Regions from separate parts of the Homo sapiens genome. Here all the other regions are linked to region 5. Evidence: chromatin loops called from intact Hi-C (ENCODE). Cell type or tissue: IMR-90. All regions are shown on one strand.

Region 1 (5,000 bases), 290 kb before region 5:
GTTGCCAGATGCAAGCCATGCCTTCTCAACAGTGCAGCCCTCTTCACTTGCTGCCATAGGCAGCTCGCCACCTGCCTTTCTTCTGCACGGGTGTCTGCATGTTGCATTTAAGCAGGAAGCATCAGTCACGCTGACAAATATCTGTGCCCTCAGGTGGTGTTTGTAACCAATTAGAGGTTTGGCATTTATTCTCAACTGCCTGTTGTTATATTTTTCAAATAGCCAAGTATTTAAATAACATCAGCCTGATTGCTCCTGCAGATTCATAGCCCTTGTCCTGCACCAGGGAAATCCTCTTGCAGACGGCAGCTGCAGCCTTGTGGAAGGGACATTGGGCATCAGAACACTGTAGTAGAGTCCGAGCTCTGCTCCTTGCCAGCTAGGTGACCTTGGACAAGTCACTTCTCCTGGTGCAGGCTTAATTTCCTCAACAAGAAAAACATATATTTGTATAGTGCTTCACAGCTTCAAAGCCACATCTGCCTGCCCCTGTGACATTTCCATCTAAATGTAGCTGACCTTTATCACCTCCATGATATAGCTAAAAAAATGGAGGCTCTCTGTGTGGGGCTTTGAATCTCAGCTCCCTTAAGAAGTGCTGTGATGTAGAGCAAATCCTTGCCCTCTGTGATTCTCAGTTTCTATAAAATGGCAACACAACAGCACACAAATATCACCAGACACCTAGTGGGAGCCCAGCAAATGAGAACCACTGTGTGTACTTGTTATTGGTGTATTAGTGTCATTCGTCTAGCATCACAAAGCCAGGTCTCAAAGTCAGCTCTCTTGAGCCAGACCCCACACTCTTGCCTGCGGCCATTGGAATGCTACTAGTCTGTGGGCCAAACATTAAGTAGCAAGGATACTACTTGCTATTCGCTCACTGAACCATTGGGATGAGGATATGAAACCTGCTTCTTTGGGTTAGCTGGGGCAGTGTGATTGGCAGTGCTGTGTACATCATGAAGTGCCAGGTCCAGGTAAGGACTGGGCACTTCCCTCTGGTGAGGTAGATCCAATTACTTGCTATAGACCAAATTATAAGCCCAGACTCTTTCTTTTAGATTATGCTAAAAATCATTCTCTGGGCCCTTCCTGTTTCCTGTTTAGCACCAGGCTCTGACTTGAACACCCTTTCCTTGCGCTCGTGGAATGGGAGGAGAAGGAAGCTAGCAGGCCAAAGCAGGCACAACTTGGGAAGGTCGAGGCAAAAAGGGCCAGTTTCCAGCCATCTAGCCTGTTGTGGGGCCTGGCCCTCTTGGGGGCTAATCCCCTTTGTGATGCTCCCTTGGAGCAGGCACAGAGTCTAAGCCAATTAAAACCCTCCCTTTGAAGGTGGTTCAGGTTTCCCAGAGAGCACAGGCCTGCACAGTGACCCAAGGTAATTGTTTCAAGGATTGCTCTCCTCTCCTCCCTGCTGGCCAGAGCTGGAGGAAGACCAGGGCTTTGTCTGGGAAGGCTCCATCACATTTTCCCGCTCCAGACCCCCAGATGACCATGTGGGTCTGCAGGAGAGGCAGGATGGCAGGGATATAAACAACTGACCATCTTACAGATGAGGAAAGTGAGGCCTGGGATGGCTATGCAGGGCTGAGATTCAAACTGCAACATACCTGCTCAAAACTGGTGCCTGCTCTGTCTTTCTAGGACAAGAACCAAACCCTTGTCACCTTCAATCCCAGCACAGATGGGGCCTATAGTAGGTTTCTAGTACATATTTGTTCAGTGATGACTGAATAAACAAATAATGCTGAACAGGAACATTCGTCTTAATGCAATAGTGTGAATGGGCCGGAGAAATCCAGAACTGCATCTGGGCCGGAGTGAAGTATTAAATACTTGATAATACTTAGCAATAGTAGTCATAATAAACAGCCAAGTGCGAAGCCTGTTCTAAGCTCCTTCTAACTCACTCAGTCCCCCCAACAACCCTATTGGGTAGGTCAATTATCTCCACTTCAAAGATGATATAGAGGAATAAAGAGGTTAAGTGAATTGTGCCTGGCACACAGCTGGGGCGCACAGAGCTGGGAGTCGAACCTTGGCTTCCTGACTGCAGAGCCAATGTCTGGGCTGCTATGCACCCCTTTCTTTCTAACAGGAATGTCTTCCTCTGTGAGGTTCAGATGGTGATGACCTTCACCCTCCCTGTCTCCCCGCAATACAGGGTCTCAGTGACATGAGATGTGAAGGAGCTTTCCATTAGAAACACCATACTAGACAATCTGGACCATTGCCGGCCAGCAGAGGCCAGGCTGGGCCCTAGATACCATCACCCTCTGGGTTTCAGCCCTGGAGAGAGCAAGCAGCCCCACTCCAGCTGGAGGAGCCTCCAAGACTGGTACATTTCACAACTGAGATTAAAGACCCATAAAAGCAGAACCGATGGAGTGACAGGCAGAGTGTCTTAATGAAAACAAATTTAGAACTACAATCAAGAGAACAAAGTGAGGATCGGGCCCTGGGAAGCCAGACTCCAGTGACCCAGGTGTAACATTAGCCAGCTGCGGGGCCAAGGGCCAGAGCTTCCCCACGGAAAGAACAGCCTGGGGCCCTCCTGGAAGGTAGAGAGGCAGCCACAGTTGCTGAGGGAGGCTCTGCTCAGCCCACAAGAGCCCACTGTAGTGCGTGTGCAGCCTGGAGGCTGTAGAGGAGCACAGCATTTGTCCTGTATACCCTGGTGACTGCTAGGAAGGCAAACAGGGCCTCCTCAGCTAGAGTCAGGGGCCCCTCCTTCACCCCCAGTGCAGAGTGATTAAGGACATTCTGAGAATGTCACCTCTGTACAGTGAGCTGCAGGAAGGACCTTGTAAAGGGAAGGGGGCATCTGAAACAGGAGAATGCAGAGCTCAGAGCTAACATCCCTCGATCCCTCACTAAGGAACATGCGACTGGGCCCAGGGCCGAGGACAGATCTTTTCAGCGCTTCTGTGTTTGTTAGATGGTTTTTTGTTTGATTTGGAAGCCTTGTAGGGATTTGAGGCTGGATGGTACAAGTTCATGCAGGACTTGTGCTAACAGCGATCTCTGATCCCAAGCAATAGGATTCCCATGCAGCATGTTTCTGCTCCAGCGGGGAGCTTGGTTTGATCAGAATCCTCTCAGCATGGGGACTGGCATTCCTCAAACATATGGAATTCATCCAACGACATTCCCTTCTAACTGGGGGGTAGTTAATCATTTCCTTGTCTGTCTCACCCTCGGAATGCATGGAAAATTTAAGGACATACCTCTGCACTCAGAGTCAAAAGAATTGGGCTTTATCTGAGTCCTGGTTCCTGCTTTTTGCTAGCTGTGTGACTTGGAAACAAGGCACTTTGCCTCTCTAAGCTTCAGTTCTTTATTTAATACAGGATCATAGCTACTCAGAAACATTTGTTCATTTGTTCAATTAGCCATTATTTATTAAGTGCCTACATTTGCAAGGACAGAAGCTTGGGTTTTATGCCGAACAAGAGAGACACAGTTCCCAACTCTGTAGAGCTTAGAGCATATAATTAAGCAACTACTTAAATATAATTTTGGTAAGTTATCAAAAAAAGGTACAGAATGGTAGATTAAATCACATTAAAATGTGTTAGAAATGTATAAGTTCTAAAGTACTATTTAAACACTAGGCAGCATTATCCTTATTACCCTCGTAATATTTCCTTTTTTTTTTTTTTTTTTGCGAGACAGAGTCTTGCTCTGTCACCCAGGCTGGAGTGCAATGGAATGATCCTGGCTCACTGCAACCTCCGCCTTTCAGGTTCAAGCGATCCCACTGCCTCAGCTTCCCAAGCAGCTGGGACTACAGGCATAAGCCACCACACCCAGCTAATTTTTCTATTTTTAGTAGAGATGAGGTTTCACCATGTTGGCCAGGCTGGTCTTAAACTCCTGACCTCAAGTGATCTGCCCGCCTCAGCCTCCCAAAGTGCTGGGATTACAGGCATGAGCCACCAGACCTGACCCAGTTCCTCTTATTTTTAAAATACCTTAATGATCTGATCCTCAGTTTCCTCCCCAGTAATATGGGAATTATAAAAATACCTATGTCAGCCAGCCTTTGCTATATAACATATCACCCTAAAATGCAGTGGCTTAAAATGACTGCATGTTGGTTCCTGTTTCCAAGAGTCAGTTATTTGGGCTGGGCAAAGCTAGGTGGTTCAGCTAGTCTCCCCTGGGTTCACCTGTGTGGCTATAATCTACCGGGTGTTGGTTGGCTCAGCCCTGTGGCTCCAGCAACAAGTAGGCTAGCCTGGGCCTCTTTATATGACAGCTGTTTTCCAAAAGCAGGGGGAGAAGGCAATCCCAAAGGCTCAAGTGTTTTTCATGCCTCTGATTCAAGTTTGCTAATATCCGCTTGGCCCACTGGCCAATGCAAGTCATGTGGCCAACCCCAGAGTTAGTGTGGGGGACTACACAAGAGTTTGGAAACAGGGAGGTATGATTCCTTGGGAGCCATTAGTATGGCAGTCTACCATCATGCCTCACTTCCAGAGTCGTTCTGGTGACTTAGTAATAAATACAGGATGCTGTGCTTGTGGTGTTTGTATGAATATTGGTGACTGTACATAGTAGATGTTTAAGAATTGGTCGGTCAATATGAATCTGAGCAGCTTGCTACCTTATTAAGGAAAAGTGACATTACACAGGAAATAAGTGGCAAGCAATTGGCCAAAACAGCATGTAAAGTGTGGGGTTATGGGTATATGCAGAGCAGTTTCAGGTAATAAGACTGCATCTGACTTCAATTTTCAACCTTGGTGTTTTACATTAGCCAAAAGAAACTTTTTCAGAGAAGAATGGCCAGGATGGAGACAACGTGAGTGAGGACTGAATCAGGGGAAGGCAAATAAATACTTCTCCTGGATAACAAGGCAACATTTACACCTATTGACTGAGTCTTTATTAAGTGCCAAGCATAGGATTGAGCCTTTCTATGCATCACCTCATTTGAGCCTCAAGACAACCCTGTAAGGTGGTATATACTATCCCCATTTTACAGATAAGGA
Region 2 (5,000 bases), 160 kb before region 5:
ATCAACTCTGTAAAATGTTGTCACATAAAGTTAAGCTCAGGGGTTAACCTTAAGAGTCATGGAACCTGGGGCCAGGCACGGTGGCTCACACCTGTAATCCCAGCACTTTGGGAGGTCGAGGCAGGCAGATCACGAGGTCAAGAGATTGAGACCATCCTGGCCAACATGGTGAAACCCTGTCTCTACTAAAAATACAAAAATTAGCTGGGTGTGGTAGTGCACACCTATAGTCCCAGCTACTCAGGAGGCTGAGGCAGGAGAATTGCTTGAACCTGGAAGGCAGACGACGCAGTGAGCCAAGATCACACCACTGCACTCCAGCCTGGCGACAGAGCAAGACTCCATCTAGGGGAAAAAAAAAAAAAAAAAAAAAGTCTGGGTGTGGTGGCTCACACCTGTAATCCTAGCACTTTGGGAGGCTGAGGTGGGTGGATCACAAGGTCAGGAGTTCGAGACCAGCCTGGCCAACATAGTGAAACCCCATCTCAACTAAAAATACAAAAAAAGAAAAAAAAAATAGGCAGGTGGCAGGCACCTGTAATCCCAGCTACTTGTGAGGCTGAGGCAGGAGAATCACTTGGACCTGGGAGGCAGAGGTTGCAGTGAGCCAAGATTGTGCCACTGCACTCCAGCCTGGGTGACAGAGTGAGACTCTGTCTCAAAAAAAAAAAAAAAAAAGTCATGGAACCTGCCAAATCCTATAGGAATTGGTGACTGTGAACCAAGTGGGCTGCTCTTGTGTGGACAGACCACAAAAAGCTTCCCACCCTACCCTGCAAATAATCAGCCGCTCTCTGTGCCACCTCCCCCTTAGAGCCCCGCTGAACCTTAAGATGGCCCACTGGGTCTGCATTATTTTTCCTAAGGTTCAGTCTGTTTGAAAAGCTGGATGGATATGACTATGTTATAAACCTTCTGTCACTCAAGGTGGGAGAAAATGAGCAGCCCTTGCTGTAAGTGGTTGCATTGTCTTGTACTGTATACTTTTATATGTCTGTGCTTATGTTAGCTCTCTTATAGACGATGTACTGCACATGTTGAAAGGTCAGCCACAGATAAGACTGCAAATTGTCTGAGCTCAAAGTTCTTGTCCCAAGCCATCGCCTCCTCCTTCTGAAGAGTTGGGAGTTTGCTCATAGAACTATAGAAAGCTGGGGTTTTAGAACCGTGGCATGATAGAAACTTGGGGTCAGACTGACTGATTTACAACATCTTGGAACTCACAGAATGTGAGTGTCCTAAAATTATAGCATGTTCTAATCTTTGAACATCAGAACTTAAGAATCCTAGTATGTGAGACCCCCTAGAATTAAGCTAGTCAACAAATACTTCTACAATGCCTACTATGTGCCAGGCATTATGTTAGATTCTGAATATAAAGACATGAACAAAATTTCCTAAGGGTCTTGCTTTTAGGCAGGTTCCAGAGAATGTCAGAATTTAAGAATCATAAAATGTGAGATTCTTAGAAAAATGAAACATTGCTGTGTTGAAATCCTAGACTGCCAAAGGTGAAGCCTTGAATCATTCTCTCCAGCTCTCTCTACCTTTTTACGAGGCCTAGGGCCTGTTCCAGGCAGGTCGGAATAAAATCTCAGTAATAGGAACATCATATCAGTTCGGTGACATCACAGAATGGCCAGCTTATAGGGGCTCAGGGATCACCCAGTCCCCACTGCTGCTTTTATCAGCGAGGCCACTGAGGCCAGAGAGGGGCAGCTGTTTGATAGATCACCTAGCCCCGTCAGGACTAGACCCCGGGTTTTCAGGTATGTCTTAAAGAACAGGCAGAACAGAAAAGGCTTTCCGTGTGCTTCCGAGATTCCCTCTTTGCCAGCCTGCACTGAGGCCCCAGCTCTTCAGAAGGAGTTTGCAGCAACTTTCTCTGTGGAGGCATCAGCCCCGCCCCCGGCCCACGTGTGCAGTAGATCGCCCCGTGTTGGGAGCCCCCCCTTCCCGTTGATGAGTGTTTTATTTTGCTCCCTCCCCCTCCCCGTGTGCCTCAAAATCAATTTTCATTATTTTTTCTGTCTGTGTTTGTCTTTGTGGTTCGCAGGTGCTCCCTTGCATTGTTCATCCTGCTTCATCAACCCCTATTGAGCAGTCCCCCTCCCCGCCCCCCTCCCCTCCGGCCAATGAGAGCCAGAGGCGGTTGCTAGGCAACGGTGTGGCCCAGCCAACCCCGGACTCAGACTCTGAGGAAGAGTTTGTCCCTAATTCATTCTTAGTTAAAAGTGGCTCCGCCAGCCTGGGGGTCGCGGCGAACGGTAAGTCCCTCTCTCTTCCTACTTTTGAGGGTTTGTTTTTAAAATTGTCCTTCCGTTGCGGATGCCTGCTTGGGCCACTTGCCGGGCGGAGGGGCCTGGTGCGTGGTGGGATCCGGGGGAGCTGGGGGCCTGACGTGGCTCCGCGGGCTCAGGCAGCCCCGCTCTTGCCCCGCGGCGCCGCTGGAGTGTGCAAGAGTTGGAGGGCTGCTTCTGTCCCCAACCCCCATGAGAGACATCGGACAGGCAGATGTACCGACAAAGATGCACAGACAGACATCACGAGAAGGAAACATCAGGTGAAGGCCCAGACAGGTAAAGGTAGAGACAAAGATTGACACAGACAGAAAAAAAAAAAAAAGGTTAAGACATAGGCAACACCAACCAACTACCTACTCTGTGCCAGGGACTGTGCCAGGCACTGTCACAACCATGCCCAGAGACTCAGTATTTTAGTGTCCCCATTTTCACTGGAAAAACTGAGAAGGATTACCCCATTACCCATAAAACAGCGCTGGCTTTAAAAGTTCTCCAGTTTCACAGAGCCTGGAGACAGGCGGCCCTGAAGCCCCAGCCAGCTGCAGGGCTAAATGCCGGCTGCAGAGAGAGCCACTGGGTTTAAGCATGGATCTGCAAGCTCTCTTATTCTGAGCTCTGTCCTGGTGTTCTTAAGGTGGGAGGTGGGGTATGGCAGAAGAGCTCCAGGGTGACCAGCTTGTATCCCCTGATCAGGTGCTGTTAGACTTGAGCCAAGGTGCTTGCCCTCTCTGTCCAGCAGAGGCCAGTCAGCTTCTTTGCAAGGAAACCCAGGAAGGAATTCAAACCTCTAAGAGGTGGGGCAGGATGTACATGAGGTAACCTAGGATCACCTTAATAGCCCCAGGATTTCCTGATGTTTGGAGAAGAGAGGAAATGAAACTGTTTCCCCACAAATAACACTGTAGGTTTTGTGTTGATTTGGCAAACATTTATTTATAAGTGCTTGTGTGGTACTAAATTCCAGGCCAGATTCTGAAAAAGGAGGCAGAGGTTCAAAGAGGGATAAGACAGTCTATGGGCTCTGGAACCAAACAGCTTTGAATTACATACAAGCTTTATTGCTGTGGGACATTAGATAAGTCACATTGCCTCTCCAGGCTTATTTCTTCAAGGGTCAAGTGGCCATTGTAGTGCCCACCTCATGATGAGCACCCATCACAGTGCCTGGAACACAGAAGGAGTGTGGTAACTGTTAGTCATTGCCTGGTCCCCTCCACCTGCCTCTAGGGGATTTACAGACAGCCTGTCTGTGAAAGCTCCCAGCACACTGCTTGGCACTTGGGGATGCTCCAAGAAATGTCAGATGCCATCTTTTCTCTTGGGAGTACATCATTATAGCCGAAGGTGGCAAAGGCGGTAGGAACCTAGTATGTTCTGTGACTGAGGAAGAAGCCTCTACTCTGCCTAAGAGAATTAGGAAATGCCTCCTAAAGGAGGCACTTACAGGACTTGAAGAAATTAGTGAGGTGTGCCAGACAGAGATTACCAAGGGTGTTCTGGGCAGAGGGAACACATGGACAAAGAACTTGAGGTGGGGACAAGGGAAGCCTGCCCCAGCTCTTTTAAACCTGAGAGCCTGGGCTGTAAATAGGTGTGAACCTTGGAAGGGTATGGAAGGCCATGTGGTGAAAGTCACCTGAGCTCTTCTGAGAACTGGCTTGAGTTCCCCCACCAAATGACAATGAAGGGCGGTCATTACCTACCCTCCTTTTCTAGCTAGGACCTCCCCGCTTCCACTGTCTTTGGAAATCAGAGAGATCTTTGTCCTTGATGATTCTCTTCTGACAGGATTTTACACCCTGCATTCTCCATGACCAAGACCCAAACCTCCTCCTTTTTTCTCAGTGCTCCCTGGGGTGGGCTTGTTTTCTTGGTGGTTCAATGTCCCTACTCCTCTATGCCTTTTAGCTGCCTGTGTTTCAAATGATGCACAGAAACACAGGAACCCTGGGCTGGGAGCAAGGAGACCTGGTTCCAGACCCAGCTTTGTGGCTCACTGGCTATTTATCCTTGGCAAATCACTGTCTTTCTAAGCCTCAGTTTCCCCATTTTGCCAGTGATGGAGCAATTTCTAAGGTACCCTGATTTTAGGAGTGTCACAAGTTATTCCTGCCAGTAGCCTTCTTAAGCTTATGGGGTAGGGGGGAAATATATATATATGTGTGTGTGTGTATATGTGTAATGATGTTCTTTGTTCATTTCTGAGTAAGCCTTACACGTAGAAGAGAAGGCAAGAGATTAAAGTCCTTAATCTCTTCCTTTGCAAATTAGTGAACAAGAGCAATCACTTTGTTGCGAGTTCTAAGGCAAATTGATGACATTATTGCATTATTGATGTGCAGGGAAGGAGATGGGGGACTTTAGCCTGCAGCTGTCTGCTCATTGCTGCTCCTCCATGCTCCTGCACCCCAGGGGACCTTGTCACTTTGGATCCCTTCCCCAGGCCCTTGCTCTGAATGTCACTCTAAAAGTTGGTAATAAGCATGTCTCATGCCTGAAGGAAGAGTCTGGGTCCTTACTGGTCTGTTCCTCTGGGGTTGGGATCATGAGAGAGCTCAATGAGTCTCTGCCATCTGGACCCTGCCTACTGCCTTCCTCTCTCCTGAAACCCAAAACCAGGGATCTTCTATGAGCCAAAGGACATGCTGGTACTGGTGTGGACTCAGCACTAGTGAGTGAAGATTAGAGGGCCCTGGT
Region 3 (5,000 bases), 300 kb before region 5:
GAGGTTACCAGGCAGACAAGGCAGAAAGGGCATTGGAAGCAGAGGGACAGCGGCACCGCCAGTGTATTCAGGGAGCAGTGAGCTGTTCCATCTGGCTTCAAGGCAGGATGAGCACAGGGAACACCCCTCATCTGGAGGTTGTACTGGGTCTTGGATGCATATCAAAGGGACTAGAGACTTGGAAAGACTCGACACCAAGAAGTGACATGGCTATGTTTTGGCTTTAGAACTATGCTGTCTAATGTGGTAGCCACAAGCCACAGGCGGCTATTTAAATTAATTAAAAGTGACCTTAAAAAAAATCCATAAGAACATCTGGAAAAAAAAGTTAAATGAAAAACTCAATTCCTCAGTCACACTAGTCACATCTCAAGTGCTCAACAGCCACAGGTGGCTAGCTGGCCACATGGACAGTGCAGATACAGAATGTGTGTATTGTGACAGAAAGTCCTTTTTGGACAGAGTTGCTTTGGAAAGATCACTTGAGGATGGGTGGATAGATGGATGGACAGACAAAAGCGATAGCAATGACCATGGTGCTTACGGTGTGCAAGGCACCATGCCAAGGGCTTCACATGTGCTGTTCCTTGAACCCTCATAACATCTCACAGATGTCCACCAGGTACCAGGAGCTTTGGGAGCAGGGACAAGGCTGTGGGTCATTTTTCAGCATTTCCCGATTATTTACCTAGCTCAGCGCTGGCTTCTCCAGGAGCCAGAGTATATTCTTATATTTTTCGAAGGGTGGCTGAGGAGTGTTGGAGCTTCAGCTTTACCATTGCACCAGCCCATGGTTGAACAAGAGGGAGCTCCCTGGGGATCCCCCAAATTTCATGATGAGCACTGTGCGACCTTCTCAGGAAGTTCTTCCAAGTGTCTAACCCAGCTTTCCAATGTATGACTGCAACAGATGCCTATTCCTTCTGTTTATTTTTCCCTCAGAAAATGGAGCCTATATTGTACTAACATTGATAACTGCTGTACTTGACGGACGCTTCCTCCTTGTCAGACACTGTCCTGATCACTGTACATACCAACTCATTTAATTCTCAGAAGAGCTCTATGCTCTAGCTACCATTGTTTTGCCCATGTTATACATCAGGAGACTGGGGCATGGAGAAGTTAAGAAATTTCCCAAGGTCATACTTTGCCCAAGCCAGTAGAAAGTGTTGCTAGGACTCAAACTCACACGATCTGGCCCTGGAGCCTGGTTCCTAGCCCTGGCACTATCCAGTCTCTCATCATAAATCTTCTGGAGCTAGAAGACAGCTGCCAAGTGCACTTTCCACCTGTTTTGGCTGGAGTGGTATGAAAACTTGATTCTGTTCCAGGAAACCTTGGCTGAAAGTTATGCCCAGTTATAACATAAATGCCTCACATTTGGGGGGCACTTTATGTCATTTTCAGAGTACTTTTCTGCCAGCAGTGCTTATGGTAATAGTCGTCCCACAGTTACAGCATGTTTTCTGGTTTATAAAGCACCCTCATTTGCATGTTCTCATTAAATCCTCACACCAGCCCTGAGAGGAAAGTGAGGCGCAGAGCATCATTTACCCACGTAACACAAGGAACCCAGAGAAGTAAAGCACTGTGCAGGATTACTCAGCCCTCCAGGACGCAACGGTTTCTTAATTCTGCTTCTATCAATCAAGAGCCTCTCCGCCATGTCAATCCATTTCAAAGTCAAGCCAAAGTAAGGGCTGTAAAGCCAGGACCCTGTGTGTTAGTCCTGGAGCATGCCAAGGTCAAGACATGGCCCAACAATCAGAAATAACATCAGAATAACTCAGACTTCCACCTAATATTTCTCAGAAGTTATCAAGAACCACCAAATCCACAGAAAAACTGCTTAAAATCCGCCTTTTCTCTCTGCCCTCTACTGCATTTACTGACATCAGCTTCTCCTATATCTCTTTTAAAATATTTTTTATGAAAATTTTTTATATTCTACAGAGAGTGTTTATAACAAATATGTTCAGTGTAAACAATAATGAGAAACTCTCATGGCCCCACCAGCTAGCTTAAGAAACAGAACATGATGCCACCTTTGAAACCCTGGGGATGGCCCCCAATACCCTCCCCTCTTCCCAGGTAGCTGCCCTCCTACACTTATTCTCTTGCTTTTCTTTATAATCCTGGATGCTTTGCAACCCTCCCCCAGAGAAGCACTCTCCCCAGTCCAGCCCACACGCCTCTGCAGCTTCCATTTTTGCTTCTTTCCCTACCCCAGTCTGGTGTGACCTTTTCTGGGGGATGGGAAAGGGCCTGGAGAAAATGGACAGAGGACACAGGCAGACTCCTTTCCAGATAAGGGGAGTGGAAGGTTAAGAACACCCCTGCTAAATACCTTTTGTCCACTTGAAAACACATTGGGAGGAGAGAGGGAGGGGCTTCCTTGTAAGTTTATTCCTGGAGCAGGTTGCCACTTGTCACTTGGAGCAAGTCCCTTCACCATATGGACTTCTAAACTGGAGGGGGACTGGCACAGATTGGGGTTTCCTAAAATTGTCATTGCTTCTACAGATATTTACTGAGCACTTACTGTGTGCCAAGCAGCGCCATAGGTACAGGGATGATGTCGTGGGAAATGAGACAGACAAATTCCCTGACCTCAAGGAATTTACCATCGAGGGCAGGCCTCAGTCCTGCCCCACAACTAGCTATGATCCTCCCTTTGTCATTGTAAGCTATTCACCATTAAAGGTTGAGGTGGGGATGAAATTAGATGATAAATATGGAAGTGCCTGGAAAATCAGAGGCAGGTCTTGGCTAACACTACTTAGAAGACACCCCACAATCCCTGAAACGAGGTCCACTGGGCACGGAAGAGGCTGGAGCTTTGGGTACTCACACCTGTAGTTACCCAGATCTGCCACTGGATGTCAGTGATGTGTAGGAGGGGGCGGGGACCTAAGGGTGATGAGCTTTTTAAGTTGAGAAAAGTGCGAAATAACTGCTTACAGTGTGCTATATGCTGTTCTCCATGTATTTGTTATAGCATTTGATGTTTACGGAAACCCTATGATTTGCATATCCTTATACCCATTTTACAGACAGGGAAACGTGCTCAGGGGAGGGATATAAGTGGTTGTCTCCCCTCCTCCACCTGAGAGTACCAGGCAAAGATTGCTAAAGATGCTAAAAACGGCCCTGGCGTGAAAGTGCTCAACCAGACAGCCCTTTACTGCTGCTAAACTGCTATGAACAGCATCTCCCCATACTTGGGGCAGCAAATGGCTGCACAAATGCATGAGAAACAAAAAGCTCCACAGCTGTTAAAACCCCCATGGGCACCCATGAAGGTTACAGTACAAGTGTTTGCTAGGCAGATAGATGGGTACAGATTAACAAGAGCCACGTGGTGACAGCAGAGCTTGCTGTGCTCTCTGTCAATCTAGAAGCAATCATGGCTATGGCCAACTTTTATGTTCCTTGTGGTGAGGATTACAAAAAGGTCTCTGGGGATCTTGCCTTAAAGAGCATACAGATGTATAGGGTGTCAGCATTGAAGAGCTGTAGTCCCAGTCCTTCCTAAACAATCCCTGAGAAGCTCTACTGAAAAATTAAAGGGGAAAGTGGGGGAGTATTCAAGGTCAAATTCATTTTGGGAAAATCTGCATGAAATAGTTTTGATGATCATTGCAATTAGTAGACCTGATGATGATATCATCCACCTCTTTGATATAGACCCAGGGGAGCAAGTGCTTTGGGAGGGGAAATGACTAGTTCAGGACCACAGAGGCAAAGAGGACACCATGACTCTGACCTCTCCCCATGGGACCTTAAATTCACACCATGAGAACGACAGGGAAAAGGACATGAACAATGGGATGGGATGTTCCACAGAAGACTATATGGGGGGCCTGCAAAGGAGAGAGGGTCTGGAGCAAAGGCACTGGGGCTAGATCCCCACAGAAGGAAATCCCAGCAGCACTCCCTCAGATGCACCCCTGGCAGGAGGGGAATCCAGGTGGTGCCCAAGGCAAACCAGAGACCCCCAGGAATGACTAAGGAACGGAGCTCCTCCAACAGGAGGAGGGAAGGCTCAGAGGTCCTTGTGGCAGGAACATCTCTGTGTACCAAAGTTCCCAGGTGAGTTACCGTAAGTCAGGTTTTAGCTCAGCAGAAAAAAATGCGTATATTTATTCCAATTAAACAGTTTGCAAAGCCATTTTTACATGTGTCATCTTATTCAATCTAGACAGTCACCCTTTGAGGGAGACCTTTCTATCCCTACTTTATAGATGGGGAAAGTGAAGGTCAGAGAAGTTGACTCATTTCCCCAAGTTCTGGAGCTGGGATTCCAATTCAGGTCTTACTAGCTGCAATACCACGTTCCTTTCACACTGAAATTGTCCAGGGATGATGATGATGATGTTCCTGATGTCGTTGATGGCTATGAGGTAGGACTCATTAGCCTCATTTTCCAGACGGAAGGTCTGAGCCCCAGAGAAGACCCATCGCTTGCCCAGTATGGCACAGCTGGTAGCTGGGAGAGATGGGTTTGGATGTACACTTTTCGTCTGCAAGCCTTGTCCTCTGTCTGCTTTTCTTCCGTACAGGTGTGCATGAGCTCCCGGTTACTCGAGTCATGGGAGCAAATTCTGATGGACTCAGCCAGCTTACCTTTAGGGTGAGTCCTCCTCAGGAGAGAGGTTGGGAGTAGATGGTAGCTAAGTGTCCTGTTTTCTACTTGGACTCTCTCAGACTCGTGCTGAGTGGAGGCCAGTGCACAGGCAGGTCCCTTGCTTAAAGCAAATTCCTGGGAAGTGATGAGCAGGGGTTGGGGAGTAGGCTGTCAGGAGCCAGGGGTCAGGAGAAGGGCCCTGGGGGCAGAGCTAGCTGTTTGGCTTTGAGAAGGGAAGCCAGGAGAGATAAGCAGAGCTGGGAGTGATGTGATCAAACTGTGAAAGATGATTCTCACTGAGCTGGGAGATGGGGGGGGGTGGGGGAGACACAAGAGACCCGCATGCAGGGTTTTGAAGGCAGCAGATACAGGG
Region 4 (5,000 bases), 450 kb before region 5:
GGGATAATGAAGGTAAACTCCCAACACGGGGTCTGGAACTGCTGGGTCCTCAATAGGCAGTGGCTGTGGATGAAGACCCTTTCTGCAGTCGAAAAGGGAAGGCCCCGCCTCCAGGTCATTGCACAAGGCCTGGAATCAGCACGTTCTTCTTCTTCTTTTTTTTTTTTTTTTTTTTTTTGAGACAGAGTCTCACTCTTTTGGGCAGGCTGGAATGCAGTGGCGTGATCTCAGCTCACTGCAACTTCCGCCTCCCAGATTCAAGCGATTCTCCTGCCTCAGCCTCCTGAGTGGCTGGGATCACAGGCACTTGCCACCATGCCCGGCTAATTTTTGTATTTTTAGTAGAGATGGGGTTTCACCATGTTGGCCAGGCTGGTCTCAATCTCCTGACCTCAGGTAATCTGCCCACCTTAACCTCCCAAAATGCTGGGATTACAGGCGTGAGACACCGCACCTGGCCAGCATATTCTTCTTATACACTGAATTCCATCTGTCCTGTTCTTAATTGTCTCAGCTTTAGACTCTGGGGATATTCAGGAGTTCCCTCTAGAAGAGAAGCCTTATCATTTTGGTTTTGTTTTGGGGGTGGGGGGGTGTTTTTTTTTTTTTGAGAAATACAATATTCATCCAGAAAAGGGCACAACACATACATGTACTGTCCAACAAATAATTGCAATGTGAACATCATGTTACCACTACTCAGGGCAAAAAATAGAACACCGGTAATATTCCCAAAGCTTTCTTGGGCTCCTCCCAAGAAACAACCCTCTCCCTCTTCCCTCACCTCCACCTCGTAGTAACACACTCATGTCGTGGAGAACCTCATCATTCCTTTCCTTTATTGTTTGGCATCTAAGTATATGTATCCAGACAACCCAGCTGTTTTGCCTGTTTTCATTTTTCATACAAATAGAATCATCCAATACATATCTCTCTGTATCTGACCCTCTTTGCTCAATGTCATCTTTTTAAGAGTCATCCAAATTGTGGATAGTTCCAGTGTGTTCCTTTGTGATACCCCATCATCCAGGTATCCAGAAGTTATCGATTCTACTGTTAAGAGGGGTTTGGGTTATTTCCCGTGTTTGACTGTTACAAATGATGGTGCTATGGACATTTTTGTACAAGTCTTTTGAGAATGCTGATGTGTTGGGTATATACCTCAGAAAGGAATTAGAGGTTCATAGGCCTGGTATCTCTAGCTTTACTAGATAATGCCAAATTATTTTCCAAAGTTTGCTGACTTGTCTTTTCATTAACTTATGCTGTAAGGAAACAACTCTGCCAGTCTGGTCTAGGGAGGCCCCAGTTTCCTCACCTATAAAATCTGAGAAATAAGTCATATCCCAAGGTTTTATAAAGATGGAGTGAAATGACGTTTATGTGCTTAGCATATATCTAGCACAGAATAGGTTCTTAATAACAGCTAACACTTATTGAGCACTCTATAAATGTAGGCCATGCTTCTGGCCCCCTCATTTCCCCTTTCAGTGCATATATCCTGGAATTTCAGCCTGAAATTATATGAGGACGTTACCACTTGCGCTGTTTGTCTTTCTCTCTCTCTTTTTCTCTCTCACTCACTCTCTCTTTTAGATTTAGGATCTCCTGTTTTGCTTTCCTTTTCTTTTCTTTTTTTTTTTTTTTTTTTTTTTTAGACAAAGTCTTTCTCTGTCACTCAGGCTGGAGTGCAGTGGCACAATCTCAGCTCACTGCAAACTCCGCTTCCCTGGTTCAAGCAATTCTCCTGTCTCAACCTCCCGAGTAGCTGGGATTACAGGTACCCGTCACCATGGCTGGCTAATTTTTGTATTTGTATTAGAGACAGGGTTTCACCATGTTGGCCAGGCTGGTCTCGAACTCCTGACCTCAGGTGATCTGCCCACCTCAGCCTCCCAAAGTGCTGGGATTACGAGCGTGAGCCACTGCACCCGGCCAATTGTTTTCTTTTTCTATCTTCCTTTCTTTTTCTATAAAGTGTTATATGCTAGGTACTTTTCACGTGACATCTCATTTAACCTTTTCAAAATGCCACAATGTTGGTTCCATTATTATCCCTGCTTTTCAGGTGAAGAAACTAAGGCACAGAGAAGGAAAGTGACAGTCTGAGGTCCCCCAGTTAAGTAGGTAGTGGAGCCAGGGATGATATGCTCACTTTTCCCTCTAGGGAGGGCACCCAGCCAGGACTCTACATGAAAAAATGTATTTTGATGCTGGCTAATGCCCTATTGACAACTGCACACTGATCCACGTCCTAGTTCAAGTTTTGTTACTGTAATCTGGGCTCTGACAACATATGAAGTTTCTTCCTTCAGTATGAGAAGAAAGATAGGGAGACTGAGAAACTTTGTCAAGTCAGTCAGTCAATCAAACATGCAATGGCTGCAGGGCTTCTGCTACCTCTCAGAGGCTTCCACGTGCAGGATGGCAACTTGGGAGATAAGGTGTGCCTGCATTCAGTCAGCTCAGAAGATTCAGTCCAGTAGGAGAGCACCATGGCCATAAACAGTTGGCATGTACAGAGCTGGGTTTCTGTGCTCAGTGACAAAGATAAAGGGCTGTGAAGTTTAGAGCCATTCTTCCTGGAGAAATCAAGGAAGGCTTTCTGAAGGAGGTAACCTCTAAATCCTTACTTCCTTAGCTACCTTCTGCTGTTAGAGGGTGAGCCCACCATTAAAGAAGCATTTTCCCCCACACACAGCCTCTTTGGGCTCTGTCTTCCTTCAGCCTGAAGGTCTCTGGTTGTTTAAGAAAACTCCGGGCAAAAATTTCACCCCTTGCCCTGAGTCTTTTCCCCACCTTCCCTTTCTCCCACCTCTACAGCTAGTCTGCTGTGGATACAGGCTTGTGAAAGAAATGACTGTTTGTTTTATAACAAGAGCTTAACATGATTCATTTCAGATTCCCCAAGGACTTTTGTAAGTTTGGACTGAGTCATAATATATTTTTTTATTAAACTCCAAGACCCAACAAGCAGGAAGCTCTGTTCGACAACATAATATAACTGATGTACTGCAAGCGGCTTTTTTATGGGTGAGTCCTCAAGCTGCTTGAGAAATTCTCTGGCCTCTCCTATCACCACCTGGTTCTGCACGGAGATTAAAAGGGCTTTGGAGACTCGTCACACCACACAGACACACACACACACACACACATAGACACATACAGCCCTGTCCCTCCTAATGCCACATCCAAAAGATGAGGGTCTCTGGACAAGAACAATCCCACTTCCAGACCCTCTCAAGAACAAGGCCCTAACTCCTTCTTCAGAACACAGAAAGGCCTAAGCAGCAGCACTGGAGCAGGCCGAGAACTGCTCCCTGCTCACCCCCGGTGGAGCCACAGTCTAGTAGGGCAATGATTCTTGGAACATTTTCCCCGAGCCAGGAGCATTAGCCTCACCTGGGACTTTTATAAAATGCAAGTTCTCAGGCCCATCCAACACCTTCTGAGTCACAAACTCTGGGGGTGGGACCCAGCAACTTGTGTTCTAAGGGGCTCTCCAGGGCGATTCTGTTGCTTGCTAAGGTTTAAGAACCACTGATCGTAGGACTTGCTCAAAGGGCGGTCCTGGGACCGGGAGCATCAGCATCACGGGAGCTTGTTGGAAATGCACTCTCAGGCTCCACCCAAGGCCTGCTGGATCACAGTCTGCATTTTAACAAGACTCCCAGTTGAATCTCGTCCACATTAACTTTGAGGAACACTGCTGTAGGCACCGCGGGACATGGGCCACCTCTGGTCCTGAGTTGAGTCCTTGCTCTGCCTCTCAGTTGCCGCCTGCTCTTGGCTGGCACATGACTTATCTGAGCCTCAGCGTCTTGGTTAGCGCCCTGCATTAGTGCATTGGAAATATTTGCTCTCCTGGTTTAGGAAAATGCCTCCCACAGTCCCGGCTCCACGGGAGGCTCTCGGCACTGTTCTTCCTGCCTGTCCCTGGTGAGCGGGTGACCTTCTGCCCCCTCTGACACTGGCCCACCCTGGAGACAGTGGCTGTGTTCTTGCAGCCCTCCCTCCTCTTGTGTTTCTGTTTGATTCTCATGATTCAATATCCCCTGCAGCGTTTTGTTGTCATTTTCTGTTTTACTCTTGGAAAGCTCACAGGGTTTCCCCTTTGAAGTGTTTCATTTTTTGTTTGTTTGTTTAAATTCAGCATTGCCCTCTGATTGGGGCACATCCAGTGACTTTATAGCACAAATTCAGAAAGAGAGTTGCTCCAGTGCCATTCAAAATGGACCGCAAAATCCACTGTGCCGAGATGTGTCCGAGTACAACGACAAGACAGCCCATGCACACCGTGGTGCCTCACAAAAGGAGAAAACACAATACCTGGAGTCTGATAAATGACTGAAAAGTGCTAAAAATGACCCCCGAAACACAGACACCTCCTCCCCTGTTCCCTGCCTCCTACCGTGTCATGAATTTGTGATGGGGACAAGGAGCACACAAGGCCCCCCTCAGTGCCCCGATGAAAGTCACTGAAGCCAGGAACAAAAGTGGAGCCCCAGACAAGGGGAGGGGAGCAGAAAGGGGGATGGAAATCCACTGACCCTTCCTGGAGCTCCCAAGGGGCACTAGAGGAATGAAAACCCTTCCTAGCCCCCAGGCCCCGAACAAGTGGCAATCTCCCTCCCCAGGGTACAGAGTTTAAAAATGCATCAGATCAAGGCCTGCATGGAGGGATACCTCACACACTGTGGAAGGGGCAGATTTGGGAACTAAAGTTTGGCAATAAGACTCAAGAGCCTCAAAAAAGTCTACATGCCTTGACCCAGTAATTCTGCTTCTGGGAATCTGTCCTAAGAAAATAATATGAAATGCAGACAAAAATGAATCCACACGGGTGTTCACTATAGCTTTATTTATGTGAGTGAAAAATTGGAAACCACTAAATGCTCCACTTTAGGGAATTGGTTAGGTAAATTATGGTTCATTCATAGAGTGGAATATTTTGTAGCCGTTAAAAATGATGTTTATAGAGCTTTTAATGACATGGGGAA
Region 5 (5,000 bases):
GTTTGAATTAAATCCAGGCCCTTTGTTCCCAAGTCCTCAGCTCTTGCCTCATGCCCCCTTTCTATCCAAAGAGGTGTTCATGTTGCCATTCTTATCTCTCTTTCTGACAAGCCACAGGATAGAGTAACAAAGAGCCATCCATTTCTTAGTATTTAGCATGTACCAGGCACTGAACTAAGTCCTTTACAACCTTATCTTAGCTAAGGTTCATAAGAACCCTGGGAAGGAAGTATTACTAGTATTACCATTTCCAGATAAGGAAACTGAAGCTCAGAAAGATTAAATTACATACTGGCATCCCTTTTCTCCCCCAACCCTCACCCGACTCATAAGTGGCGGAGTCCAGATTCAAACCACATCTGGCTCCAAGGTCTCTCCTAAACACTATGTTATATTGACTGATGTATTCTAATCAATCTCTCTCTCTCTCTCTCTCTCTCTCTCTCCCCTGTGAACTCTGTGAGGTCAGGGCCTATAAGTATCCCTAGCATAGGGACAAACATACATTAGGTTCTTGGTGATTATTGCATGAATGACTTAACCAGTGAATAGTCAAAGAAAGAAAAAGAGCCCCCTGGAAACACAGGGAAGAGAGGGGCTGCAGCCGAAAGCTCTGTCCAGGAAGATCCCAGCACACTACCCGACAGCGAACCTAATCCCTTCTCTCAGGACTCCACCTCCTCCCCACCTCCTCATAAACCCCTTCCCTCCCACTCCCCACACAGTGTGCTGGGCTAACACCAAATCTCTGTGCTCCTTGTCTGTCACTTCCCAGACCTAGATCATGTTAGTTTCATGCGCAGTGCCAGCCAGCCAGAAGCCCTCCTGGACAAGAGCTGGCATCATTTCACCTCCTTCAAGCCATCTTCCCTAGGGAGCAGGCCTGCTGGGCTGAATGCCTCATCAACTTTTGCATAAAGTGGGTACACTCAGCAGCACTGCTGAGCAGAACAACTCCTCCCATCTCCCCTTCCTTGTGCTTTAGTTGGCTTTTCACCCTCTTGGCTCAGAGCTGTCTCAGAAAAGGGAAAGAATTTAATCTCTTTGAGATGGTCCTTAGAATTGGAAAGGCTCACCTTTCTTTCAGAGCTTAATGGCTTCTAAAGATTTTAGCCTCTGTGGCATTTTCCATGGTACGCTTTCAAAAGCCATCCCTTAGACTCATCATTTGTCCCTGTTGGTTCTCCCTCAGGTCTTCCTTCCCCACCCTTACCCCCATAGCCTCTCTCCTCAGCCTCATAAATTTATTCCTCATTTCCACTGCTATATGAGCTCTCTCCAGTCTTGTCTCCCATAAATGACTTTTATTTGAGAGGGCCCTCTCCCTATATTTTATTCCTTAGGGTTGCTGGCTCACAGAAGCAATACATGGCAGAGATTTTGCCTGTAAAATGCTCATGCTGCGGGTTTATGATTCTTATCATTTGATTGCAATTGAGTTTTGTGGAATAACAGGTGGAGATGTTTTAGAGATTCAGTGGCACAGGTTTGGAGGTAACACGTGCAGTCAGCAAGAATTGCATGAAATTTGGAGTAGGACCAGGCTAGATTTTCAACACTAAGCTTAAGCATAGACTATGGCTAATGACACCTGCCTTGCAGGGTTGTTTTCCAAATCAGATTTCACATGTATATGGTGGCTGCATTCAGTAAGCAGTCAATAAATGAAGTAGTTTTATATAGTTTTAGAATGCATGATTAGATTTAAGTTATCCAAACAGTCCTTAGACTCTAACAAGTGTAATTCTTAGGACAGTTTATACAGTGAAGGTTTGGAGCCAGAAGGCCTGGACCTGAATCTGTGTAACCGTAAACAACTCACTTGCTCTCTCAGAGGCGCAGTTTCCTTGCAGTTTCTGAATCTCTCTACCATCCCCTTTCCCCAGCCCCAACACTGGTCATTGACTCTAGATGAAGAGTCATTATCTAGATCATTGTCTAGATGAAGAGTCAGATAAAAGCTGACACATTAACCCCAAACAACTAGGTCAGTGGCCCACAGCACAAGGGAGTTAGGGTCAGCCTCCTCTCAGCATCACAAGCTTCCTGAGGTCCATTCCAGAGAAGAGCACAACCTCCTCAGAGAGAGCACCCCACAGTAGCTCCAGACCTGCTCCCACGCTGACACATTCACTGCATTCATTCACTGAATCTTTCTGGCCTATCCTGTGTGCTGGGCATTCACTGTTTTAGGCACCGAGGATCAGACAGCCCCACAGCCTGGTCAGGAAATGAGACGCCTAATTATTCAGCATGAGCAGAGCTCTGATTGTTGTGTGTACAGTAGGGTTTGGGAGCACAAAAGCAGAAGCAGTGAACTTGGCCAGTAATGGGATGGGAGAGGAAATGGAGAAGGTTGTCACCAGCCAGAGATCTGTGAGCCAGACCCTGAAAGGGGACTGAAGGGAGGCCCCCTGGTGGCCAAGGAGGAGAGGGCAGTGCAGGCCAAGGGAACAGCGTGTGCACAAGTAGAGAGCATGCATGATCAGCTGGACAGTCGCGGCTCAGTCCAGCTGGAGATAGAAGCTGCAGGGGTGGGTGGCAGGAAAGAAGGCCAGAGGTAGGCAGGATCCAAACCTCGGAGCCCGCTGAATGCTGTGCCGAAAATCTTGGCTTAAAATAATTGTCAATGAACATTGACTGTTGCCCTTTCAGACTCCACATCAGATCTCTTTCTTTGGCTCTCTCAACTCAATCTGGCCTAGATTCTACCTTAACACAGTGGAACCCTCCAGAATTCACACTCAGATCCTCTAAGCTTTCAGTTTATTCTCTATTAATCTCCTCCCCTACCCAAAGGGAAAGAGAATCACAAAGCATAAATAATAACAATAACGACTAGATGGATATGGCGCTGAAAAGCCCTGTTATCAAATTAGGTCACAATCGACAGCAAAATAAACTCAATGCTTTAACAAAAATAAGCTTAAAGTAGCAACCGGGTTAAAATAATTAAAGCTCTAAACATAGCAGTTGCACTAGAGCTAAATTCAATTTTATTTACGAGGCAAAATATAATTACATTTAAATTTGAGGGAACAGAATTTAATTCTTATTAATGACAGAAAGACTGAGTGAGATGCTTTAATGCCAGAGAAATTGTCTTATGTTCATGGATGGGAGAGAAAATTAGATTCAGCATTGAGCATTCTCCCCTGTTACAAGTCTCATTTGTGTAGCTAGAATTGTTCCTTCTCTGAGAAGCATTAGCTTCTCAGTCCAGAAAGCACAGCACCAACATCCAATTAAACATCAAAAGGAAACAATCAAGTTAGGCTATTTCTGTATAGGCATGTTATAGGAGGGGAAACTCAAGGTTAGAATCTCTCCAGAGGAATAATATCCATTGAGACTTGACATTTCCTGTACCCCTTCCCAACAGCAAGTGATAGCCTGAAATCAAAGTTCAGAATAATAAATATCCAGGAGATTGACAGTGGCATAGAGAGGAAGGGAAGTGTCAGAGGGCGGCACGGAAGAGCCTCCCAGTTGCCTGGGAGGTAGTGTGGCGGTTTAGACACAATGAGATGGTCAGTTCCTAACATTTAATCAAAGACTGGAAAATTGGGCCCAGACAAGCATGCTGCTAAATACTGCCAGAGTTAAAGGTTGATAAACCAAGAGCTGGCAGATTTGTAATTTAGTAGAATTTCCCCTGACAGCCCTGGAACGTTTTCTATCAGAATTGGATCTCTTCAGTATGCAAATATAAGCCCTTCTGAAATTGGGCTTCAGAATGAAGTTTCTATTTGGATGCCCAAGCTGATATCTTGTACAAAATCTCTAGTTGTCTTCCTGAATCAAACTGCTGTTATTATAACTTGTAATCTTAAAAAAAAACTGTTCTTTCAATGGAAATTTTATATTTTACAGAGCTCCTTCATGTACGTGCTTCATGACTTATTCAAACAGCAAATACATTAACCTCTGACATTGCAGATGGTGTTACTCCCAGGAAACCAGGGTCCAGAGAACTTGCGTGACTTGCTCAAAGACACTCTGAGAAAACAATGATTCACTTCCAGGCTTCTCTGGCTTCAGAGCCCATGTTTATCCTCTGCACAACTCTGCCATTGGCTATTACCAAGGTTTGTGCTGAAACTGCCAGTAAATCAGGTATCAGGTTTTGGATAGCACTTCATTTAGTAACACTGCCAGAGGAACCATGTAAATTGGATCATGACTTTGGTGTACTAATATTACTACAAGGGTTTCAGAAAAAGAACAATTGCTCTCAACCAATGGTCAGGGAAGCTTCTTGGAGGAAGTGGAATTCAAGGTGGTGGTGGAGGTTGGATATGAGTAGGTAGTGATAAAAGGAAGAGGCAAGCACCTTGCAACAGCCAATTGTAGAAGTCAAAGATTTGCAACATATACAAAGATGGGAGATCAAGGCATTTTCTAGGAAAGATGAGTAGCTTGAAGTGGCTTAGCTTTTAGGATATTTGTGGCAGTAGTGAGAGGGGGAAAAGATGAGGAAAGCCAGCATGAATAATCTTGAAGGAGTTTAGGTTTTTTCTGTCTTTGGGAGCCACTGAGAAGTTTTAGGCGGAGGTGTGACAAGGTCAGGTTTGGTTTTAGAAACCTACTCTATTGTCAGCATACAGTTGGAGGTTCTTGGGGGACAGCCAGGTGGAAGTGTCCAGGAAAGAGTTAGATAGATGAGCTTATGACTGAGTGGAGAAATGAGCCTTTTACAAAAGGTTATTAGGGTCAGAGGTCATTAGGAAGAGAGTGTAACATCAGCTGTCTCTTCATTTCACCCAGTTGGGCCCTTTTAGTGGGGGTCAGGTTGTGTTCCAGTCCTGGCCGAAAATACACATCCCAGTCTCGTTATTTGGCTTCCTTGCTCACTAGTTCTTTCCTGACTTGTTATCCTTCTGCAAAGTCAGCTCCTATTTGGAGGCCTCCTCCAAGCTGGGTTTGAACTCCTCTAATCAGGAAGCCAGATACTCTCCAATTAAGAGGAATAGCAGTGGCTTACTGCTTCCTGTGGTAGG
Region 6 (5,000 bases), 250 kb before region 5:
CCAGCCAGTCAGTTACACTTTACACACAATACATGCAGTCAACTGTCATGTAAAATATATTTATTATTATAGGTTTTAGTAAAAACAAGCTTAAAAGATGGTAACTGGGGGCCAAGCACCATGACTCATGCCTGTAATCTCAGCACTTTGGGAGGCCAAGGCGGGAGGATCGCTTGAACTAAAAATAACAACAACAAAAAATAGCCAAGGATGATGGTGTGCTTCTGAAATCCCAGATACTCAGAAGACTGAGGTAGGGGCCTGGGTGATCGAGGCTGCAGTGAGCTATGATTACACCACTGAACTCTAGCCTGGGCAGCAGAACAAGACCCTGTCTCAAAAAAAAAAAAAAGATGGTACCTGGAATATGCCTGGACCTTGTGAATGTTAATTCCCTTCCTTCAAGGACCCCTTAGCTCAAAAACTCCATGATTCATGATGTAAAAGTCTTGGTCAAAAACTGTTGGCCTAGTATTTCTAGGATCCCCTTTCTGAGAATGACTAAGTATCTGGGCAGGGGCTCATGATTCAGCTGAAAGAAGATTGACTCCGGGATCAGAGGCTTAATCAAGGTCACACAGCTTGTACAGTGATAAAGCTGGAATCCCTAATTTGTAGAACCTGTACATCTCTCCTCTCTCCTCTCCCAGTTCCCTCCTATGTAAATGGTCATTGGGATGATTAATAAGCCGTAGAGTAACTATGGGCTGTGGGGACAGCAGGAAAAGCATCCCCGAACAGGGAGAGCTGACTTAGGAAGATACAGGGGCTAGATGAGGCATAAGCTGGGTTCACGCACCCACCTGGATCTCTCCACTGAGCACAAAGGCAACTGGAGAGGAACCCAGAGCAGATAGCAATGGGCACAACATGAAACTAGCATGTCAAGAGAAATCTGGCTTCTTCCAACCCATAGATCCTTACCACAAATTTAATTTCACACTAATCAACCCAGGCAGATGGACAGAGCACTGTATAGTAATTGGTTGCTTTCCTTTGACTTCAGTCTGGAAGGGAGCATAGGAAGCAAAGGATGAAGAGGGACTCCAGGAGTTTATATGGGTTTGATACATGAAGCCCAGGAGGCAGCAATTACCCATACCCCACAAAATATCTCTTTCAGGAAGAGCCCTTAGGGATGACCAGACCTTCCCAAAACTCTCCCCAAAGTGACAAGCCTGGCTTCCTCTGATGGTGGGAAGCAGCAGCAATCAGGAAAAGGGGCATTGGACTGCAGACAGAGAACATGGGTCTGACTTCTGGCTGGTGGAGACTATTTAGGAAACAGCAAAGATCTATTATGGCTAAAGCCTGTGAGATTAAGAAAAGATGAGGCCAGAGAGGAGAGCTGGGTTGCATCATAGCAGGAGATGGTTCTGAATTGCTGGCTCAAGGGTTCAGCCTTTGTCCTGAAGGTGATAGGAACCACAGGGAAATTTTAAGCAGGGAGAAGTTAAAGGTGACAAATGCCTTCTCTGATTCAGGTAAGAACAGACATGACATCTAGAGTGATCTTGTTCTTGAGAAGACTACAATTGCCTTTAGCTTTGAATTACTAGCAGTTTAAATAAATAAAGCTGCAGGTCAGGCTGGAACCCACATTCATAATGCATTTGCCCTGAATAACTAACTAACCATGAACTTGTCAAGAACCTCAAGTCCCGCCTCTGCCAAATTTTGACTTTAAGAATCCTTTAGAGGGTGCCCAACTGGTTATCAGATTTTGTTTATAAAGAGTTTGTTTGTATATATAATTACTATCTTCTTGTCTTAATAAACCTGATTTAGTCTGAGTTTCCTAGAAAGCAGAGCTGAGGCAAAGATTAAAAGCTGATGCTTTATTTAGGAGAAGTCAACTCAGGAACATGAAACAAAGAAAGATGAGAAGCAAAGAACGGTGATGTGTTACCATGCTTGCCAGTGCCTCACAACAAGCTGCAAGGAGACATATCTGGTCTCTAAGCAGGAATGCCTCCTGAGAAGGCTCTCAGGCAGGCTGTACATAGCAGTCTACTCTCCAGAATAGTCTGTGGGAGGAAGGCAAGACAAGCAGTTAATGGGTGCTAGGCAGCAGAATTCAATGGACCGACTGGCCACAGTGGCAGCTGAAGTGCTGCCATTGGCTGAGAGGCCAGCAGATGGCGACCCCAAGAGACTGAAAGGGTGCATAAGCTGTGATGGATGCTGCTGTTAACTGCTTCTTCCTCCCTCCCTCCCTCGCCACATCCCCCCTGCTCCTTTCTTTATTTCTTTTTACTCATAAACTCTACCTGTCAATAATTACAGGAGTAATGCTCACTATTTATTATATACTTACAGTGAACCAGATAGTGCACATGCATTACTTCATTTCATTACCATGATCAGCCCATAAAACAAGGGTTGTTCCCCATTTAAAAGTGGGCAAAGGACATGAACAGATACTTCTCAAAAGAAGATATACATGCGGCCAACAAACATACGAAAGAAAGCTCACCATCACTGATCATCAGAGAAATGCAAATCAAAACCACAATGAGATATCATCTCTCACCAGTCAGAATGGCTATTACTAAAAAGTCAAAAAACAACAGATGCTGGCAAGTTTACAGAGAAAAAGGAATGCTTTTGCACTGTTGGTGGAAGTGTAAATTAGTTGAACCATTTTGGAAGACAGCGTGGCAATTCCTCAAAGACCTAGAGGCAGAAATATCATTTGACCCAGCAATCCCATTACTGGGTATATACCCAAAGGAATATAAATCACTCTGTTATAAAGATACATGCACACCTATGTTCATTGCAGTACTATTTACAATAGCAAAAACATGGAATCAACCTAAATGTCCATCAATGTTAGACTGGATAAAGAAAATGTGGTACATATACACCATGGAATACTGTGCAGCCATAAAAAGGAACAAGATCATGTCCTTTGCAGGGACATGGATGGAGCTGGAAGCCATCATCCTTAGCAAACTAACGCAGAAATGGAAAATCAGACACTGCATGTTCTCACTTATAAGTGGGAGCTGAATGCTGAGAACACATGGACACATTGTGGGCAACAACACATACTGGGGTCTGTTGGAGGTTGGTGCAATGGGGAGGGAGAGCATCAGGAAGAATAGCTAACCATGACACACGTTTATTTATGTGACAAACCTGCACATCTGGCACATATACCCCTGAACTTAAAAGTTGAAGAAGAAAAACAGGGGTTGTTATTCCCATTTTAGAGCTGATGAAATTCAAGCCTCGAAAGCATAAGTAACTTGCCAGCTAGCCAGTTAAAAAGCTGATAGCTAACCCAGGGCTATCCAAATCCAAAGCTCTTACCCTAGTCATATTACCTGATGGAGACAGGAATATAGAACTACTTGAGTGAATGACTGCCAGTAATTTTACAGGTTAAAAAGGTGTTGATGTATCAGACTAGCCCCTGCAAACACACACTTGGTGACTCCAACTTATAAGCACATACTCTGGAGCCAGGCTGCCTGGGTTGGAACCCTAGCACTTCCACTTATTAGCTGTGTTACCTTGTGTTAAACAAGGCAGGTCTCTTCATCTCTCCATGCCTCGGTCTTCTCACCCGTAAAATGGGGATAATTCTGGTATCTCTCTCACAGTGTGGTTGTAAGGATTAAATGAGGTAAGAAAGTTAAAGCACTTAGAATCGTGTCTGGCACACAGGAAGTGCTATTTAAGTGTATGTTGTTAAATGCATTGCACTTCGTGATTTACAAAGTGTTTTCATATTTTGTTTAACATTTGTGACAAGCTTTGAGGTAGATATCGGCCTCATTCTCATTTGGAAGTGCTCTTGAGATCATGCAGCTGGCCCATGGAGGAGATGGGATTCAACCCCAGGTCTATCTGACTCCACACGCATGCACAGCTGTTCATAACTCTCTCTGGCAGCTGGTCAGCCTGGCTCTAACTGCCAGAGATGATTCCCTAGGTACCAGGACCAAGTGTGAAAAGGCTCCAGTCAGCCTGATTTTCTTCAGGCCACTTTCTCCCAGTTTGCTCTGTGAGAAGGATCCTTCTTCTGGAAGAAACTCTCCCTCAAATAAATAGCCAAATCCTTTTGGTCCCAAACACCGAAGAGGGATTTTCTTTCTGCCATTGCTCAGCAGCCTGGCTTCTAAATGAGTTTGCTGTACTTAGTTTGTGTAGTACCTAAACTACAAAACAAATTGCTTTCCTGAATGTGCCTCCAAAAAGGAAATAAGTGTATGGAACAAACCAGGTTCAAAGCATGGTATAAACAAAGGGAAATTGTTTGCAATTCCAGCTGCTTGTAAAGATGCAAGAGGGAGGAGAGAAGAGCCCTCATGGGTGTGAAGTGGGCTATGAAAGTGCAAAAGAAGGTGCTTCAAATGGGAACCAAATGGGCTAAGTCAGAAGTTAGACAGCAATTAGAAGTGAGGTGCCTCCAGGCGTCTCTCTCTCACTCTACATGCGGCCTCACCTGGTAGCAAAAAGAGGGAAACCGCTTAAGCCCAAAGGATTTGCCCTTCTCTCTACCTGCATCCACAGCCTTCAATAATTTATAACCCCAGCACTAGAGCTAGTGCTAAAAGATGGATTTTATTTTGAAAAAAGATCGTGTCACTTTTTTCCCCAGATTTCAAAAGCTCTTCAAGAGTCTGCTCTGGCAGCCTGGCCATTATTATTCACATTTAGGGAGTGCATAATAGCTCACAATGCCCTTTAATACCTGACATTTCATAAGTCATGACATCATCTCCCCAGTCCAGGGCACCTGAGCCCATACCCTGGCTTTAAATGCTGACAGTGGCCCTTTGGCCTTGGAGCCTGGGTCCGGATGTGCCCAAGGTTCAATAAGTCACTAAAAGCATTTACAGGACACAACATGGAGTGGGGCTCACAATATTTGTTACAGCAAAAGGGAAAAAAAAGCAAATCAGCAAAGGGAAAAGGTTCATGGGACAAAGTTCGGAGGAAGCCGGGCAAAAGCTTCCAAGAGTTTTTCTCTCAGCAGAGTCATGCGG

The links. Peaks named below come from ENCODE experiments on the same cell type or tissue, not always from the same donor. Only the 100,000 strongest peaks of a DNase experiment are listed, where the experiment ranks them.
Region 1: it touches region 5 in a loop (2.2-fold over the local background); 14 of 110 quality-filtered maps call a loop at or near these places.
Region 2: a loop joins it to region 5, with 9 times the contacts of the local background. A loop is called at or near these places in 26 of 110 quality-filtered maps.
Region 3: a loop joins it to region 5, with 3 times the contacts of the local background. A loop is called at or near these places in 11 of 110 quality-filtered maps.
Region 4: a loop joins it to region 5, with 2.4 times the contacts of the local background. A loop is called at or near these places in 2 of 110 quality-filtered maps.
Region 6: it touches region 5 in a loop (2.0-fold over the local background); 3 of 110 quality-filtered maps call a loop at or near these places.

The regions. Positions count from the first base shown.
Region 1 is chr11:79,085,505-79,090,504 of GRCh38, reverse strand. The region is part of intron 4 of TENM4 (teneurin transmembrane protein 4); the gene reads left to right. Among named protein-coding and RNA genes, the nearest start is that of TENM4-AS1, 5.3 kb to the left of the region's middle. RefSeq lists an enhancer at 2,711-3,433. In IMR-90, a CTCF peak has its summit at 2,256 (motif pointing right); a DNase peak (open chromatin) is centred at 3,114; H3K27ac peaks cover 1,058 bases.
Region 2 is chr11:78,959,410-78,964,409 of GRCh38, reverse strand. All of the region lies in intron 6 of TENM4 (teneurin transmembrane protein 4), which reads left to right. Among named protein-coding and RNA genes, the nearest start is that of TENM4-AS1, 130 kb to the left of the region's middle. In IMR-90, a CTCF peak has its summit at 3,041 (motif pointing right); no DNase peak of the experiment used is centred here.
Region 3 is chr11:79,098,168-79,103,167 of GRCh38, reverse strand. All of the region lies in intron 4 of TENM4 (teneurin transmembrane protein 4), which reads left to right. TENM4-AS1 (TENM4 antisense RNA 1) reads right to left here. Exons shown (of 2, transcript NR_199027.1): 2 at 4,113-5,000. Among named protein-coding and RNA genes, the nearest start is that of TENM4-AS1, 7.4 kb to the right of the region's middle. RefSeq lists a silencer at 2,790-3,084. In IMR-90, a CTCF peak has its summit at 2,889 (motif pointing right); no DNase peak of the experiment used is centred here.
Region 4 is chr11:79,242,595-79,247,594 of GRCh38, reverse strand. The region is part of intron 2 of TENM4 (teneurin transmembrane protein 4); the gene reads left to right. Among named protein-coding and RNA genes, the nearest start is that of TENM4-AS1, 150 kb to the right of the region's middle. In IMR-90, no CTCF peak of the experiment used is centred here; a DNase peak (open chromatin) is centred at 2,994; H3K27ac peaks cover 1,481 bases.
Region 5 is chr11:78,796,183-78,801,182 of GRCh38, reverse strand. All of the region lies in intron 15 of TENM4 (teneurin transmembrane protein 4), which reads left to right. Among named protein-coding and RNA genes, the nearest start is that of NARS2, 220 kb to the right of the region's middle. In IMR-90, a CTCF peak has its summit at 2,412 (motif pointing left); DNase peaks (open chromatin) are centred at 2,392 and 3,992; H3K27ac peaks cover 3,990 bases.
Region 6 is chr11:79,049,855-79,054,854 of GRCh38, reverse strand. The region is part of intron 6 of TENM4 (teneurin transmembrane protein 4); the gene reads left to right. Among named protein-coding and RNA genes, the nearest start is that of TENM4-AS1, 41 kb to the left of the region's middle. In IMR-90, a CTCF peak has its summit at 2,136 (motif pointing right); DNase peaks (open chromatin) are centred at 44 and 3,814; H3K27ac peaks cover 2,468 bases.